3 separate regions of the Homo sapiens genome follow, and regions 1 and 3 are each linked to region 2. The links are chromatin contacts, found by Hi-C or POLR2A ChIA-PET in ENCODE. All regions are on one chromosome and are shown on one strand. Each heading gives the region's core, a stretch centred on a gene start or an enhancer-like site at or near the end of the contact. The rest is flanking DNA. Distances are from core to core; before and after follow the strand shown.

What was found. Hi-C counts contacts between places; a loop is a spot of excess contacts on that map. ChIA-PET counts read pairs that join two places held with the same protein, here RNA polymerase II (POLR2A). Pooled maps may share reads with other maps.
Region 1: a loop to region 2 is called in a pooled map, with 2.1 times the contacts of the local background. The contact joins the enhancer-like site here to the promoter of CAV1 in region 2. A Hi-C loop is called at or near these places in 2 of 37 single-sample maps with no recorded cell type and 5 of 50 pooled maps.
Region 3: a map of B cell shows a loop between it and region 2 (4-fold over the local background). The contact joins the promoter of ST7-AS1 here to the promoter of CAV1 in region 2. A Hi-C loop is called at or near these places in 1 of 168 maps with a recorded cell type or tissue (B cell), 1 of 37 single-sample maps with no recorded cell type and 5 of 50 pooled maps. POLR2A ChIA-PET finds 5 or more read pairs at or near these places in 1 of 52 experiments (HCT116).

What each region holds. Positions count from the first base shown.
Region 1 is chr7:117,008,013-117,011,399 of GRCh38, forward strand. The region is part of intron 1 of ST7 (suppression of tumorigenicity 7); the gene reads left to right. Among named protein-coding and RNA genes, the nearest start is that of MIR6132, 11 kb to the right of the region's middle. RefSeq lists an enhancer at 2,994-3,073. Within about 2 kb of position 1,344, at least 2 of the 41 ENCODE cell types and tissues checked have a DNase peak (open chromatin) inside an H3K27ac peak, as active enhancers do.
Region 2 is chr7:116,523,294-116,526,591 of GRCh38, forward strand. It overlaps CAV1 (caveolin 1), which reads left to right and starts at 1,743. Exons shown (of 3, transcript NM_001753.5): 1 at 1,743-1,799; 2 at 3,232-3,298. The coding sequence starts at 1,770. RefSeq lists an enhancer at 1-96 and silencers at 22-316, 2,725-3,114.
Region 3 is chr7:116,952,950-116,955,990 of GRCh38, forward strand. It overlaps ST7-AS1 (ST7 antisense RNA 1), which reads right to left and starts at 1,385. Exons shown (of 1, transcript NR_002330.1): 1 at 1-1,385. It overlaps ST7 (suppression of tumorigenicity 7), which reads left to right and starts at 552. Exons shown (of 16, transcript NM_001369598.1): 1 at 552-742. The coding sequence starts at 592. It overlaps ST7-OT4 (ST7 overlapping transcript 4), which reads left to right and starts at 899. Exons shown (of 5, transcript NR_002329.2): 1 at 899-1,160; 2 at 1,512-1,730; 3 at 2,025-2,204. RefSeq lists enhancers at 98-207, 623-1,546 and silencers at 468-537, 748-947, 1,008-1,307, 2,905-3,041.

The DNA of each region.
Region 1 (3,387 bases), core at 94-2,593, 480 kb after region 2:
TGTCTTGATTAGAAATATATTTTCAATAGCCTTTCAAAAAACCAGAGACAAAAAAGCAGAGAGGAAATTATCTGCTTCTTATCTGAAGGCTAATGACAAAAAAAGTCATCCATGTGAACTTTAATAGAAATCTGCCGAAACCCTTAATGAGGTAGGTATCATGATCAGCGTAACTCATTACAGAATTGTTGTATTTTAGAGCTAGAAAAAAACCTCAGAAATAATTTTAAGTTCTTCATTTCATAAATGAAGTGATACTGTTGTGAAATGTCTAACCAAATTAATTAACTGTGCAGTTAGGATTGTAGTCTGTTTCTTGTTTCTCAAGAATTCCCTTTCAGCAATTGTTGGTGAACAGGGTCAGATTTTCTCAGACAAACTAGCTATTACTTGTGTTCTACACTATGAGTATGTTTTATAGAAAGTTTTCCTGGCTTATAATATAATTGAAGAGACTTGGAAATCTTAGCCCATGATTTCCATTTTTATATAATCTTCAAGGGCTAGAGATGTATGTGGATTGGAGGTATGTGGTTTTCCTTATCTGGGAAAGTAGTTGACAATTTCTCAGAAATTGAGCATTTATCACCAGTTCTAATGTGATAGGGAATGAGGTATTGTTCATAGTATCATCAGAAATGAAGGGAATTGGGATGAAACTTTTCTTGAATTTCTGACCCTGATGCAATCAGGCAGTTGTTGATGGATTCCATTATCTTCGTGAGTCTTGTCAATGGCAGAGACCTAATTGAAGATTAGAGCTCTTGCAGAGAAAGGTCAAATCAACCACAGTAAATATTGTTGAACAGGGTTTGGCAAACTGTAGCCCATGGGCTGCCTGTTTCTGTGAGATTTATAAGCTAACTTTTTTTTTAACATTTTTAAATCGCTGAAAAATTTTCAAAAGAATACGTCATGATATGTGAACATTACAAGAAATTTAATTTCAAAGTTTATAAATAAAGTTTTATTGGAACATGGCTACATTAATTTATGTATTGTTTATGACTATTTTTGCACTGAAACAATAGAGTAGTTGTGACAGAGAACAGATGGTCCCACAAAATCTAAACTGTTTACTATTTGGCCCTTTATAAAAAGGATTTGCCAGCTCCTGCTAGAAAACATTGAGAATGATTTGTTTTGTAGTACCATGGAAATTTGTGATCTTCTTTGCTTACCTAGAACTGCAGCTGTATGCTACAGCTAAGAAATTCCTTAAAGAACTTCTCCACTTTTTTTTTGTTTTTTTTTTTTTGTTTTTGGCCTCTGGGACAACCCACACTAGTCCATTCATGACTATTTTTTATGACTTTCTTTGCTTATTTTCCAGTGGTTCCTTTTGCCAATCATGTGAACAGACCAAAACCACACAGGAAGGTCTGTGGTTTGCCTAAAGAAGCTTTTCTACAGAGGGATATGTCTGGCTTGGGTACCTCCCTGTTTGTTGTACAAACCTATAGTTTGATTCTGATCATTACACTAGAGCTTTGATTCAAATGTATATAAAATGACCATCACTGTCAGGATGTAAAATGAATAAGCATATTTATTGTTGGATTCATATTTGTAGGACGAAAATCTTAATCTTTCTTATTTTTATCAGGCATTTTAGTAACTTTAGTAATGTTTCTCATGACTGCTAATTATACATCAAGATTAATTGCTATATTTTTTTTTAATTGGCTAACCTTAAACACATAAACCCAATGTCCTTTTTTATAGTCATCTTCTGATAGAGTTAAAACATCAGTGATAGGGAGACCACACAGCACCTCTTATAAAAGTTATTTACCTCCTTTTTCCAGCTGTGGTTACTTGATTTTAGTTCTCTTGAGGCCACTGTAAGAAGGGAGTGGCCCTACAACCATGTAAGAGATCTGTGCTTTGCAGCCACTGAGAACCGGGGATCCTGCCACTATTGCCACCATCCTTTTAAAGCATAACAACAAACAGGTGTTGTGTATCCAGAAAGAGCCCTTATCTGAAGGTTTGGAGTTTGGTTAAGCAGATCTTTTATTATGTTTTACTCATGCGTTTGGTCATAATTATGCTTTTGTGCTCAATAAGGATGATTGTTATCTGTGAAAGTAACTGACAATTTCTCAGAACCATTGCCTTGGTTCTAGGTTCTAGGTAGCTAGTAACTAGTCTGGTTAGTGCCATGGAGAATGTGGAGCACTGGTCTGGGTCATGATATTGAGTTGAGTAGCTGAATTCTCTCCTCACTTCATAGGGTAGTTCTTTTATCTGGTTAGTGCTAGATGCTCATCTGTCTTAGCTTACTTAAATTTTGAGGTCTTGGGAGTAGAGCCCAGTAATGGGAGGAGCTGGGCATACGCTCTAGGAATCTTCTGCATCCAGATAATCCTTTTTTTAGTGGAGTCTTCTCACATTTTGGGATAGGCCATGAGGTAGACTTGGGGCTCAGTAAGCAAAGCCAATGAGGATGACAAAACATGAAAAGGAAATGCTGATGCAGATGCAGGCTGGAGTGGGTGGTAAGAGGCCTGGGAGAGCAGCAAGATGAGATATCTTAGATAATGTTTGTTCTGACTTAGTAATAAGGTGAAATTGGGATGTGACATAACCTTAAGGCATTTTGACTTAGCTCTCACATGTTGGTGAGAATTGAGACTAGAGGGAAAACCCCCTATTTTCATTTCTGAAATGCAGAAAAATAGAGTGAACATTTATAATCCAACCCTGGTATTTTAAAACATGTGTAATAACAAAGTCGGTTATTGTATAATTTGGAAATGCGATGTAAGATATTATGATAAAGCTGTGATTTTCTGATTTAAGAGGGAAGAGTGAAGTGGAAGCCATGCTCGTTCTCCTCTGAGGAGGGTAGAGGACCGTGGACTCGCGTGGCAGGCACTAGTCCAGGGAGGGAAGCCATGAAAGAGAAAGAGAGGAGAGCTATGTCTCAGCCCCTGAGCTGTCCTCTATGAAAAGCTTCACACTCTGTGTCCAGCTGTCTCAATCAAGTCCTGGAAGAATGGTCTCCTTCAGAAGCTTTATTGCTGGCACCCAGGCCACATTGTCCTAAGAGGTGTGACCCACCAGGTCATGAGCCATGAACCCTCTAGTAGGCAGATCCTCCAACAGTTTAAGTATTTTGTGTGTGTGTGTGTGTGTTAATGTGTGTGTGTGTATCTGTCTACTTACCACCAGGCTGAGTTACTGGGGGTCTGCCTAGAAAGGAACAGTGTCCCTGTAAACAGGAGGAGGCTCCCCAGAACATCAGCATCCAACATAAACACGCTGAATTAGGACAATACATCCTGGCTCCTTTGAGGAGGGGCTGTTCCCAAAGCCCTGGCAGGATAGAAGAGGGGACAGTGGGGGCTAGAAAAGGAGTAGGTATCAGCAGGAGTTACTTGA
Region 2 (3,298 bases), core at 493-2,992:
TAACTTTTATTTTAGGTTCAAGAGTACATGTGCAGGTTTGTTAAATTTTGTGTCACAGGGATTCGTTGTACAGATTATTTCATCACCCAGCTACAAAGCCTACTCCCCAATAGTTATTTTTCTGCTCCTCTCCCTCCCCGACGCTCCACCCCTCAAGTGGGCCCCAGTGCCTGTTTTTTCCCTATTTGTTTCCATGAGTTCTCATCATTTAGCTCCCACTAATGTGGTATTTGGGAAAATCCAACTTTTGAAAGATCTTTAGTCTGCTAATCATGAATGGCCAACATAATTACAGGCATGCCAACATTTGTAACATTGTGACACTTTCCCTGCCATTCTTAGTTAAAACTGATCTTTTGTTCCAAAAATTTTTGCTACCAACAATAGCCTGTCCTTTATAGTTCTTTTATACTTTTGTGTCTTCTCTCTAACTAAATAATCAACTCTTTCAGCATTCCATCCATTTCCCTTTCTCCTCCCTCTTACTCCCAACCCACATTCCCCTCTCCATTTTAATTTTAACCTGTGCCCCTTCAAGTGTACTCCAGCTTTTTTTTTAAAATAATTTCAAGTGATACTTTGACTTTTGACTGCATATGGAAGCATAAGTAACATGTCCTTTCATTTTTGGATAATGAGTTTCCTGATTAATTACAGCTCAAGAGTAAAATGACTGATTACTATTTAATTCATTTTGTGCTTCTTTACAATAAAGTAAAGACAGAAGCCCCAGATTCAGGAACAGACAAAATACTTTAATCGCTATCACATTTTTTTTAAGTCTAGTCAATTAGAAAAGTCAAATCTTTCCTCACAGCCAAGCACATTAAAAAAAAATCTTCTCTGGTAATAAACTTGAAGCTTTAAATAATTCTACAATTATAAACATTTTGTGTATTTTGCAAATATGGCATAACCTGTTGGCATAAAATTCCATTGTTCCAGAAAATATCGGTAATAAAATTATAGAAAAGTTAAAGATCTTCATTTCTTATTTCGAAGCGTTTGGGAGACATTTCAGAAACGGATGGGAAATGTTAAATTCTGCATGCCTGCTTAAGTTTCCATCCACACCGACTAGATGTAAACGAGTGTCACCAAAAGTACACCACAGGCACCCACACAGATTCCTTCCATAAGGGATCCACAAAGTTTAGATGTGAAATGTACCTAAAGGTTCCTAGCCGTCTTTCATCCCTCCCTCTGTGAAACAGGGAGACACATGTGTTTTAAGGCAGAGATGGAACTTGGGCGATGGGCGGGGGGTGGGGGAGGTGGGAAGGGACGGCTTAGGACAGGGCAGGATTGTGGATTGTTTCTGCCGCCTTGGTTGCCCATACTGGGCATCTCTGCAGGCGCGTCGGCTCCCTCCACCCCTGCTGAGATGATGCACTGCGAAAACATTCGCTCTCCCCGGGACGCCTCTCGGTGGTTCAGAGCAGGGAAAATGTTGCCTCAGGTTTAAAATAATCTGCCCAAGCACCCCAGCGCGGGAGAAACGTTCTCACTCGCTCTCTGCTCGCTGCGGGCGCTCCCCGCCCTCTGCTGCCAGAACCTTGGGGATGTGCCTAGACCCGGCGCAGCACACGTCCGGGCCAACCGCGAGCAGAACAAACCTTTGGCGGGCGGCCAGGAGGCTCCCTCCCAGCCACCGCCCCCCTCCAGCGCCTTTTTTTCCCCCCATACAATACAAGATCTTCCTTCCTCAGTTCCCTTAAAGCACAGCCCAGGGAAACCTCCTCACAGTTTTCATCCAGCCACGGGCCAGCATGTCTGGGGGCAAATACGTAGACTCGGAGGTAGGCATCCGTGGGGGGGCGCCGGCTCGGGCGTGCGGGGAGTGTCCGCTTCTGCTATCTGCCTCTCCAAATATCCCGACTGCTGCCCTGGCCCCAGCCCTCTCTCCACTTCGGAGCACTCCTCTGGCGTTGGCACCGCTGAGGAATGGGCCTGGGCGGGGAGGTGAAGAGAAGCCAGGAATGTTTTATGTTTTCCTAATGGAGAGGGGGCCTAGGGAGCCCCTGAGCTAGGAGGACACGGAAAAGGGGATTGGGGTCCTGAGATTGGGTCTGTTGGGCCCAGGACGCGTTTTCTGGATGGGTCTAGGATGCTCCCTTGTCGCGGGACCCCCGCGGTCCGGCCCTGCCTGCTGGGGGTTCGAAGAGGTGGAGTGCAGGGTGGAGGTGTTATTTACCCGAGTCCTGGGGACAGTCCCCGGGACTCTCCGCCAGGCGCCCAGACCGGCAGGTCCCGCAGGCGGCGCGCGGTGTGTTTGCACTTTCCAAAGTTCTTGAACCATCTCAAGAACTCCTTCTGCATCTTGGCGTCTGGCAGGGGTGTTCCGAGAGAGGTAGACCTCCCCTCCCCAAACTGCCACCATCACTTCCAACGCCCTCCACGCGCTGGAGCTCTGCCCGGGTGTGGAAACCTCGTCTTCCAACACGTAGCTGCCCTTCAGCCACCCGCCCGCAGCCTGGGAGTGCCCTGAGGGTGGGTCGGGGGAGCTGCGCAGGTGAGACTGAGTTCTAGGACATTTAGGGGGTCTGGTGCCTGGCTCCGCCAAAAATGGGGACTTTCGGGATTGTGATCATCACGGCGGATTGAGCAGGGAGAGCCGTGGAGGGACAAGAGAGGGCCGAGGCAGGGTGGGGGGCGCGGGCAGGTGCGAGGGGGATGCGGCCAAGAAGCAGCGATAAAGGGAACATTCCACGGGTCGGGCGGCTGCTGTTGGATCTTAGATAAAGCTGGAAGGGATTACCGGGGCAGGGGTAATAGGGACCGGGGACGGGAACGCGAAACAGGTGAAGCGCTCAGGGCGAGAGCGACTCGGCTTAGGGAGTCCGGGAGAAGCCTGCGGCTGCCCCCTCGCCGCCGAGGTCCTGCGGGTCCTGCGGGTCCTGCGTGCTGAGCCGGGGCGTGCGCGGGCGGGGGCCTTCGGACCGCGCGGCGGGGCCTGCCCTGACCCCTGGCGGCGGGCGGGGGAGGCAGGCGCGCCCTGCAGAGTACAGAGGGGTGTGGTGTCCTCTGCGAGATCCTCTTAAAAAGCTGGCTACGCGCAGGCGGTTTCTGTGCACGGAGCCGTAGCTGTCGGAGCGGTTAGTTCGATTTCGAGCTCGAGGTTTCCCCCGCCGCCAGGCTGACTTCTCATCGCTTGTTTTTCTTTTTGCATTTTTCCTCCCACCGCCGTTGCCGCCCTCCCCGTCCTGGCCGTCCGCCCTCCGCCCTCTGCAGGGACATCTCTACACCGTTCCCATCCGGGAACAGGGCAACATCTACAAGCCCAACAACAAGGCCATGG
Region 3 (3,041 bases), core at 135-2,634, 430 kb after region 2:
TTCATTCCCTGAGCCTGAATCCTGATAAGGGAGCAGAGTAGGGTTTAAGACCTCGGACCCCAGAATACACCACTGCAATTGAATTTTGGTTCCACCTTAAGGTAAACTACGCAGCTGCTGTGAGCCTCAGTTTCCCTACCTATAGAAAGAGGATCGTAGTGGGGAATTGTTGCAGGGGTTAAATGAGATTGTACGGATCGTGGAGCAGCGCCTGGCGTGTGGTAAACGCTCAACTTATGCGGGTTGTAACTGCCTGAGGCGTTTCCTTCGGCGCGCCACTTGGCCTTCTCTTTCTAAATATTAGCATAATAAATATAAATGGACCCAGAACGCGAGGGGGCAGGGGCCACGTGATCGCTCCACGAAAGCCACTTGTAGGGACCTTTAGAGAGTTAGCAATAAGGCTGGAGAAGGAAAAGCCGGCGCGCCCGCGGCCCGCGCGATTTCCCGCCGAGCCCGCGTCCCCGGCGGCGGGCGGGCTCCGGGGGCGCCCGGGCCGCGGCGGCGGCGGCGGCGCGAGCTGCGCCTCCGGGCCGGTGAATCATCCCGGCAGACACCAAGAGCCGCGGCAGCAGAGAGGAGCGCTGAAACATGGCTGAAGCGGCCACGGGCTTTCTGGAGCAGCTCAAGTCCTGCATAGTTTGGTCTTGGACGTATCTGTGGACCGTGTGGTTCTTCATCGTGCTATTCCTGGTCTACATCCTGCGGGTGCCTTTGAAAATCAACGACAACTTGAGCACAGGTAAGGCCTGGGAGCCGGGCCCGCGGCGCCCACCCCTCCCCCGCCCCGGAAAGTTAGTGCAACTCGCGCGGGGCCGCGGCCAGGCGCGCGCTCGGGGACGCGCCGGGGCCCGCGCACCGGAGGCCCGCGGCTACCCGCCAGCAACGCGGCGGCTTAGGCGGCGGGGCCGGGCAGCTGGGCGCGCGGGGGCGGCCGGTGGCCTTCACGGCCCCGCGGAGGAAGAGCTGCGCCGCGCACAGCCCGCAAGGCGGGCCGGGCCGGGCCGGCAGCCGCCCTGCTGCGTCGCTGGTGGTCGGGAGACGGAGAAGAACGGGTGTCGCGGGCGAAGGAGTTCCCAGGACACCCCCTCGGGTGTCTGCGCCGGAACTCCGAGGGTTCCCCGGAGTTAGACCGAGTCCTTCCTCACGCCCTCCCGGCTGTGGGTGCCAAGCGGCCGAAGTGTGGTCGGGGAGGCGCCCTCCCGCCCGGCCGCGGAGGCCCGAGGGCGGCTGCCGGAGGGTGCTCGGCGGCGAAGCCCCCTGACCCGGCCGGGCTGTCCGGGCGGCGCCCTCCGTGGCCCGGAGTTGCGTCTTGCCGGGCGTGGGGCTGTCTCTCTGGTTGGGTAGTGGGGAGAGGGGTTCCCGAAGGCACTCTTGGGAGTGTATGGATGACGTGTCAGGTCACCAAATGGATTGTCGAAGGGACCGGAGGGAAGAGGGGAGAGCTGGAATTTCTGAGGGTTTCGGTTGCAGTTTTCAGTGATCTTTGCTCGTCTCCCTTCCCTGTAAAGCTACATATGCTCAGCAAGTGCCGCGTGCCTCCCATCCTTGGTCGGTGGTAAATGCAGGAGGTAATTAACAGGATCTTCACAAACTTGGAGCCAGCCCACTGAGTCGTTAAAAAAACACCCGCAAAGAAAACACACGAGCCTTAACACTCCAGAGAGTTCCGAAACACAAAGTAAATTTCGAGCTAAGGGTTACAGTCCTTTAAATCTGGAAATTTCAAGGTAGAGTGTTTTTGTTTTTGTTTTAAATTTTAATTTCACAGTACTGGGAAATTCTTACAGTCCTGAAGATATATACATATGTACACATATATATCTTCCCTTGTTAATCTCCATACTCTGGGAGTGCAAGTCTGGAAATGCATTTTCCTCAGGTGTTTAGCTGCATTAAAACGCTTTTTAAAACGCTTGAGATAATGTACTCATTTTGTTAGGAAACTTGTACCTTTCAGATACTAACTTAAGTATTTTGATTACTAACTTGAACTCATGTTCATATTTACATTTGTTTTGTAGTATCCCTCGGGATCGTGTCCCTGGGAGGCGGATAGGATTCAGCACTCTAGAATTGTCTCACCATTTGAATAGGTGCTGCTCAGCCCTTTTGAGTCTGTCATCGGAAAGACCATGGCTTTCTCGCTTTTCATCTTTTTGGATGGCTGCTTGTCGCAATATTGTCTTCTTCGCTTTAGACAAGTATGTCTCCAGGATACCTTCTGGTCTCAAAGTTCTATACCTTTAAGAAGTTGTTTGAATATATGTTTTAATGGAATTACGTATTTGTTGGTAACAGTGTTAGTCTGTTTTGTGCTGCTGTAACAGAATACCACAGATTGGGTAATTTTTAAAGAACACATTTTATTTCTTGTAGTTCAGGAGTCAGGGAAGTCTTGAGATCAAGGGACTGGCATGTGGGGAGGTCCTTCTTGCTGTCATCCCTTGGTGGAAGGTGGAAGGGTAAGAGAACATGAGAAAACAAGAGGGGGCCCACTTTCACTTTTATAACAAACCTACTCCCTCAATAACAAAATTAATTCATTCTTGAAGGCAGAGCCTTCATGACCTAATTACCACTCACAGGTCCCACCTTTCAACACTTTTGCACTTGGGATTTTCAAACACACTAGTTTTTAAAATATTAATGTTTCTCCTTATTACACACTTAAAATTTTATTTCATGATATACATTTGTATATCACATTTTCATCAGGTTAAATAATTACCCATGTATATATGTGTAAGTGTCACATCCAGTGCTCTGTGCAGATCAGGCAAGAAGCAAAATATCTACTGGGAAAATGTGTACTTCTTAAGGAAGGGCATTGTTAGGTCTTCTAGCAATTTAAATCTAGCATTTCTCAGAGATGCCTTTGTTAATTTGTGTAGGGGCAGTTCTAAGAGATAGCGAAAATATGAAGATGAACGTGCCATCCGGGCTGTACCTTGCTAGACACATGATAGAAGACCTGATGATGCTGGACTTTTCAGTTTGGTTTCATGCTCATTTCAGTCATAAAGAAAGATAAAAGGGGA